Linked DNA regions of Homo sapiens: region 1 is linked to region 2. A link is a contact called in ENCODE Hi-C or POLR2A ChIA-PET data. All regions are on one chromosome and are shown on one strand. The core of a region is the stretch at or near the end of the contact, and the rest is flanking DNA. Distances in the headings are between cores, read along the strand shown.

The links. Hi-C counts contacts between places; a loop is a spot of excess contacts on that map. ChIA-PET counts read pairs that join two places held with the same protein, here RNA polymerase II (POLR2A). Pooled maps may share reads with other maps.
Region 1: a map with no recorded cell type shows a loop between it and region 2 (13-fold over the local background). The contact joins the enhancer-like site here to the promoter of MIER3 in region 2. A Hi-C loop is called at or near these places in 2 of 37 single-sample maps with no recorded cell type and 2 of 50 pooled maps. POLR2A ChIA-PET finds 5 or more read pairs at or near these places in 1 of 52 experiments (CD4-positive, alpha-beta T cell).

Annotation. Positions count from the first base shown.
Region 1 is chr5:56,586,974-56,590,623 of GRCh38, reverse strand. All of the region lies in intron 1 of C5orf67 (chromosome 5 putative open reading frame 67), which reads left to right. Among named protein-coding and RNA genes, the nearest start is that of C5orf67, 17 kb to the left of the region's middle. RefSeq lists enhancers at 1,355-1,614, 1,745-1,824. Within about 2 kb of position 1,568, at least 18 of the 41 ENCODE cell types and tissues checked have a DNase peak (open chromatin) inside an H3K27ac peak, as active enhancers do; they include CD4-positive, alpha-beta T cell, where a contact is called at or near this core.
Region 2 is chr5:56,949,841-56,953,666 of GRCh38, reverse strand. It overlaps MIER3 (MIER family member 3), which reads left to right and starts at 1,544. Exons shown (of 13, transcript NM_001297599.2): 1 at 1,544-1,573; 2 at 3,015-3,039. The coding sequence starts at 1,565. RefSeq lists silencers at 1,263-1,682, 1,713-1,822, 1,883-2,052 and an enhancer at 2,623-2,712.

The sequences.
Region 1 (3,650 bases), core at 319-2,818, 360 kb after region 2:
ATTGTTGTTATATTTTATTATTGAGGAGCTAAAACAAGCATTGAAAAGACAGGGCTTGGTACCTGTTATGGAGTGAATTGTATCTTCCCCCTCCAAATTCATGTATCCTAATCTCTGATACCGCAGAATGTGACTGCATTTGAAGAGAGTCTTTAAAGAGGTAATTATTGTTAAATGGGGTCACTGGAATTATCCCGCTAGGATTACCAACGTGACTGGTGTCTTCATAAGAAGAGAGTAGGACATAGACATGTACAGAGGGAAGAGCATGTGGAGACCCAGGGAGGAGGCGATGGCCACCTACAAGCCAAGGAGAGAGGCCTCAGAAGTAGCCCACTCCTTGATCTTGGCCTTCTAGCCTCCAGAATCGTGAGACAATAAACTCCTGTTGCTAGCCTCCCAGACTGTGATACTGTGTTATGGCAGCCCTGGCAAACTAATAGAGTACCTATGATTTTGTTTATTGTGTGGGATAATCAAGGAACTGAGCCCTTTATTAAAGACTTTAAATATGCCTCTACAGTATAATGTGAGATAGGAAATCTGGATTCAAATCCTGGTCCTGCTACTTGCTCACTGTGCAATCTCAGACAAGTCACTTAACCTCACTGAACTTTGATTTTCTCAGTTGTACACATGTGGAAAATGCTATATTTAACTTGTGGGGTTGTGGAAATAACTAAAAAAACAGCATAGAGGTGCCCTCTTCCCTCACCCTCCTGTGGTGGATACTCACAGAATGGAGGGAAGGACCCTGGTGTCCTGTTTCCCAGCTGAGCACATGGAATTCTCTGGTTGCAACTTGAACAGCAACCTGAGAGATGAAACGTGAGCTAGCCCAGCACCCCACAGTTTGAGGCAGGGCGATATGGGTGCTTGCTTCCGAGCGAGGGCATCTCTGGTCCTGGATGTCCATTTGTGAGTTTACAGGCAGGGCAATTTGCCCATTCCCCAGTCATTTTCACAGCAGCTGGTGTCATAAATTACCACAATCACAAGTCCTCTCAAAGCGGGGCATTCCTGACATGGAATGAAGACCTACAGCCCCAGAGCATCTGATGAGATTGGATTTGTCAATAAGGGCAGTAGCCAGGCCCACGGGTGTTTGAGTACAAACTCTGGGGTCAGCAGCTGGGGCCACACCTTGGGAAGCTGCCCACTTTACTTAGGTTGTTTGCAGTAAAGTAGCTTCCGCAGTGGTTCTGAGGAGGAGGCTCCCGGCGCTCTCCCTAGGCGACATTCTGCTCCATGCCTGGATCTGGGCGTCCCACCCTCTCCCTGGGGTGCTGACAGTCAGAAACCCAGGCGTGTCAGGAAGAGCTCAGAGTTGGGCAAGCTCTGAGAACCATTTCAGCTCAGTGAAAGAGGCCGGTTAAGTTTTTGGTTTCAGAGGAGATACTTTCAGGGGGGTGAGAGGAAAGGGAAGAGGCCAAGATGCAAGGTCTGGCTGCCATTGGTCAGGGTCAGCCTGGGCTGTGGTGTTAAGGGGGTTTCAGCAGCCACTGTTGTTTCTGTTGCTCTGGCAACCAGAGGAGAAATACACAACGCCCAGTGCAGGTGCACAAGTGTTGAGTGCAGGCCCATTTCCTCCAATCGGCCCCAGCCAGCCCAGAGGCAGCGACCTAGGGGCTCCTCCCAGGATGGCTAGCTGAAAGTTTTGGTGTGTGGAGGCTGAAATGTGGAAACTAAATTTGAAGGGCGTTGACTACAGGGGCTGTGGGCAGCACCTGGTGGCACCCTCCCTCTCACGCAGGAAAGCCGGGCCTGGGGCTTGGATGGGTCAACTGGATCTCCTGCCTGTCCCTAGTTGGTTTTCCTGCTTCCGGTGGCTGCAGCCCCAGCAGCTACATCCTGGATCCTATTGAGGAAGCTTGGTGCTAGGTCAGACCCGTGACTTGCAGCTCCACCCTGGAGCTCTGGTGCGAAGCTGTGGCTGCCTGGGAGGGTGTGAGGGTTCCCTTATTCTGGTGCCTCCCTTTGCTGAGCTTGCAGCGACCCCCGACCCCCAAGCCACTCTGCTAGGCTCTCCCTCTGTAAAGGTCTCTGATTAACAGCCCTGGGGACTGGTAGACACAGGTTCAGATCTCCGTCCCTGACTGATTGAACTTCTTTGAGATTCTGGTTTCCTTACCCATGAAGTGGAAGTAGTCAAACCCATCTCAAAGATTTGTGAGGAAGAAGTTTCTGTGAAAATACCTAAGGCAGCACCTGACACATAGTAGGTGCTAAATAAATGGGGTCTTTGCCTCTTGCGTAAGAGCCAGAATTCAAGAGGCCTTGATTTCTGATGCATTTGCACTCTCTAAGCTGACAGCTGGGCCTATTCCCTTGCCAGGAGTTTCAGGACCAAGGCCATCCCGCAAGCCCAGTCCATCAGCACTTCCTGAAGCTCTCTCTTCTCAGTATATCCAGAAACTCTCCACTCCCACCTCTCTCACTGCTACCTTATCCCAGCTCCATCACCTCTTACCTGGATTACTGCAGCTGCCTCCAAACTAGGCTCCCTGCTTCTGTCCCTGACTGCTCAAACTCTTCCTACTCAGCAGGCATCCTGCTATGCCAGTAGTCATCAGATGGTGCCTCTCCTCTGTTCAGAGCTTGCCAGAGTCTGCCTTTCTCATTCTGGGCCCCGCTTCTATTACCTCATTTCCCACCGCTTCCCTTTACTCTTTCTACTCCTGGCCTCTTTGCTGCTTCTTCAAAGTAAGAAGCATGCTCCCAAACAGGACATTTGCACGTGCTTTTTCCTCTCCCTGGGTGTCCACTCTGATGTCCTTATGGCTCATGCTCGCTTCCTTCAGCTTTCCACTCAGCCTTCCCCTTCTGAGCAAGGGCCTCCCTGACCACCCATCTAAAACATCACCCTCAATCCCCATCACTTCCTACCTCCCTGCTTGCTTTTTCTTCATATCCCCTATCATAACCTGAAATATACATTTATGTGTTTATTTTTGTCTTACTCTACCAAATGTAGGATTACCAACATTTCCTATCAAAGTGCAGGAAATGCGGTTTCTTCCTGTTGAGTCTTCACTGCCTAGCCAGTCTTCACCTGGCTCTTTCTTCCTGTTGAGTCTTCACTGCCTAGAACAGTGCTTGGCATACAGTAAACACTAAATGAATTTAAGTTGAATAAATGAATGAATGGATGGGATAGGGGAAAGAATATATATACATGTATCTACATATATTTAAATCTACATTAAGTGAAAGTGTTCATATATTTAGTTATACACATATATTTCTCTAGGGATATCTCCTTCGAAGAGAACATATGGAGATATATATATATATATAGATACACACACACACACACAAACACATATATCCTGAGTTGCTTCTGTCAGTACAGTACAGTCACTACTGTATTTGGGTGGCCTGTCCTAGCCCTTCTCTCAGATGATGATAACATTCTTGGGGCATTGGCTTGGGTGTAGGAGTTGGTTGGTGTGGGATCTGTGTAGACTCTTTGTGAGAGACCTGTGGAGAGCTGCATTTGTGTTTGTTGATGGTGGGTGACTGAGGTAGGCTTGTTGGGGGGAGGAATAAGGACATCGAGGCTATTGGAGGAGGCAGGAAGATGGAAGGGAAGTCATTGAAATAATCTTATGGCCATGGGTTTGAAATTAGTATCTGTCCATAGAGAGGTA
Region 2 (3,826 bases), core at 295-2,794:
TCAGTATGCACTCCAGCAATAAGGGAATTGGAGGGACCCCAGGTTAAAATCAAGACCTTTCATGTTTGGATTAAAAGTATGACGTATGGAAAGTTTTAGCTTCTAAAAACTTGTCTTTATCATTTAATATTACGTATGTTTTAGAAAAAAGCTGGGAGAAGAGCTCTGGTGTCTGAGATCACTCTCTCCAAATTCCTGTAGGGTCCTGCTATAATTCCTGATGGTATTTGCATCTCACTTATTCATGTACCTTACAGCCGACTTTCTTTTCCACAGATAGAATTGGCCTCCCACTTTAGGACAATGTGTCCTCCAAATTTGCTAGGGCAACTCCATACCTTACTTTAACTTCTTGCAGGACCTAACTCTCCAATCAGTCGTTAGTGTATATTTTTGTGTACTTGGCTCAAAGTCTTTCAGTGTGGATGTGGACCTTCCGGAGAGTAATCTCCTCCAATGAAGAGCAAATGGTCATAAGGAACATGTACGAGCAGGTATTCCTGTTAAGCCTTATGCTCCGTCTTTCACCCATCCACTTGCACAGGGGACTAGTTTCCTTTTATGATCCTACCCAAACGTTTGGCCTTTTTGGAGAAGTGAGGGAAGTGAGGGGTAGAATTTTTGAGACTCAGTTCAGGGCCTTTGATATGCTGTTCCTGTCCTTCAACAGATGTATCAAGTATCTCTGGGTCATCCCCTAAGACACGTTGGTGATGAACAATTCCTAGAACTGGTCTAATTTTTTTTTTTTTTTTTTTGGATAACAGCACAGTTTATATTTTTTGGGCATCTTCTTGAACTGTACAAGTATATTCAGCATCATTTCTCTGCCCTGTCGATCTTTTGTCTTTTCTTCTGTGCTGTCAATAACCTGTTTGGCAAATGTCTACTTCCATTGTCCACTCCGTGAGCAGTGTACACCGGTCTCCATCTCCCATTCCTGCAGGTCCCTTCGTGGAAACGGCAAAGTGCCTGACTGTAGTCCTCTCATTCTGGACTGACTCTGCCATCCACCAGCCTCTTCTCCCATTTCCCAGGGCTTCCTCCCACATCTGTCTATTTCATAGATCGCCTCCTCCTCTTAGGGAAGTTGAGTCTGTCGAGTTCCCCTGCACATCGCCTGCCAGTCCAAGTCTCCTGCCCGCCTCCCGCACGCCCTCCCGCGCCGCGGTGTCTGTGGGTCGGTTCCCAGACGCGCCCGCCGGCTCTTGGGCCTCCACTGGCTGGACGTGGGTCTGTCCCGCGCCCGCGCGTCCGTCCGTCCCCCACTTGCCTCCAATTCGGCAGGAACTTTACACCAGCCAGGAGGAGAAGGACGGTGCGCGCGGGTGCGGGTCTGGCCGGCTGGGGCCGGCGCGGGGGCGGCGAGGGGCGCCGGGCGGCGTCGGCTTGCGAGCGGGCCGGGGGCGTCGCGGGCCGCCCTGCCCTATAAGGGGCCGTGCCGCCTCCGCCGCCGGGCGGGTGCCGGGCGGACCGCGGCGGTGGCGGCGGCGGCTGCGATTGGCTCAGGCGCCCCATCCGGGGACTGGGCTCGGCGCTGCTCGTTCGCCCTAAAGGTACCAATATGGCGGAGGTGAGCAGGGAAACCGGGCAGGAGCAGCCGGGCTGGAGCGGGCGCCCGGCGGCTCCCCGCGACCCCCGAGCCAGCCTGGGGGATCCGGGGCTCTTTCCGCTGCCCCATGAGGGGCGGCGTGGCGACGCGGGGGTCGCGGGGCGGCGACTGGCCGTGGCGGGGCTGGCCGGGGGGCGGGAGCGGGCGCGGGAGCGGTCTCCCTCCGGGACTAGGCCGCGGCGGCTCCGGCCCCGGTCGGGCCGGGCGACCGAGCCGGACGGAGGTGGCGGCCGGCTGCAGTGAGCCCTGCCCCAGGGACGAGGCAGTGCCGTGTCCCCGGTCGCTGACGCGGGCCGCCGGCGCCTCCGCGCCTCTTCCCCGGGCCCGGGTGGGTGGAAACCGGCGGAGCCCCCCCTCCGCGGCCGGATCGCAAAGAGGGGAGCGGGCTGCGCCACTGCCCTGCGGGAGTCGTGCGCTGTGCCCCCGGCCCACCGGGCCCGGGCTGCGGCGCGAAGGAGCCGCACGCTTCACTTTGCTGGGGGCGCGGAGAAGAGCGGGATGCGGGGCCACCGGGCTTCTCAGAAGAGCGGGACTCCCCACCCCGCAGCCCGGGAGGTGCGGGAGCCCCTGGGGTTAAAGGGCAGACCGAGACCCTCGACGCCCTCTCCAGGAGAGCGGCTTGATAGCTCCAGTTTTCTCTGGGCTGGAGGAAGGAAGGCTGGGCGAGCGAAGCTGCCCCGGCCATGTCCCCCGGGACTGGTGAGCTGGGGGGAGGGGGCGGTGTGGCAGGAGCCCCTGGGCTGGAGCTCGCTGGGGCGGGGGGCGCGCTGACGGTCCAGGGAGGGACTGAACACTCTGGAAGGAGCCAGCATCCCTGGAACTGAGAGGAGCTGCATCTCTGGACTCGAGAGAGAGGATGGGGGGCTCGCGCTTTGGTTTGGGGGCGAGTGTCCGATTCGAGCTGGCCTACGCTGCAGGGGAAGAGATCGGCTTCGGAGTTGGGGCTCCCGGGCCCCAGGGGCGAACTAGGTGCTCAGAACGCGAGTTCGTTCCAGAAAAGGGTGTTACGTTTCGAGTTGTTTGGGGCTTCGGAGAGCCGGGTGGGATTTGGAGGACTCCGGAGATGCCAGGGATGGGGGACTGATGGTGCCAGCCGACTGCTCTGGGTTTTGCTTCTCTGCTTGGAAACTTGCTGAGCTCCAAGAAGCGACTTGGAGTTGCCTCTCAGACTCCGGGCTTCGTCCCGGGTCTGTGAGTTTGTACACTTGGGACTCGGGGAGGAAGGCGAGGCAGCCAAGAGGGGGCCCGAAAGGGGCCGGGAGCGATTCGAGTGAAGCTACGTCTTGCACTTTTGGCAGCTGCGGAGGAGCGCTCGACTCCGCCTCCTCTGCGCCCTGTTGCCGGCGCTGCCTCTTTCCCTGGCTGTGCGATCTAACCTCACGTTTTCTTCTCTCTCTCCTAGGCTTCTTTTGGAAGTTCGAGCCCAGGTTTGTCCTATTTTCTTACGTCTTCGGTGGTTCCCAGTGGGTAATGTGGGCTCAAAGGTCTGTTGCTAAAGGATTCCCAATAGAAATGTATCCTGCAGGTTTTTCTTCATTGATTTTTAAGAGTTTCAGTGTGCATTTAGTAAAGTTTGGGGAAGAAACAGTTATACTGTTCTTTGTTTTCTCTTGCATGTTGAAAAAGTAACTGTTACAAAGTTGCTAAGACAAGCGTTCTTTTAAGGAATATGGCTTTAATTATTACATATCTTATTTTTCCTCCGAGCCTGAAACAGTTAATCCCAAATTAACTTGACACCAACTTTAGCAATTTAGATTTTAACTTCGGTTTCTTCTAGAGATTGAGTAATTTGTCAGAACTCTGGGACTACTTCACTAACTGTAACCCCTCATCTCCTCTTACGTTGTTTCTTTTTCATAATTAAATGTCTATGAGTTGTGTTAAAATTGGAAGTTGAGAGGTAAAGCTACCTTAATAAAAAAGACAGAACTTCCAAGTTTGGCACAGAAAAAGGGTGATTTTGACTTCTGAGCTGAGACGATCTTAGGTCATCTAGTACAGTGTTTCTTAACTTTCCTGAGGTCAGAAACCCCTGTCAGGATCTAATGAAAGCAAGGGATGTGTCCCAGAACTCTGCACATATGCATAATTACACACAATCTGGGGTTTGTAGAATCCCTGTAGCAGGTCCATAAGGACCTTTCCTCATGTGCTAATCATGTAAGGTATCTTTGTTTCAGTTTCTCATTTCCTTTCTAGCTTACCTCTTTG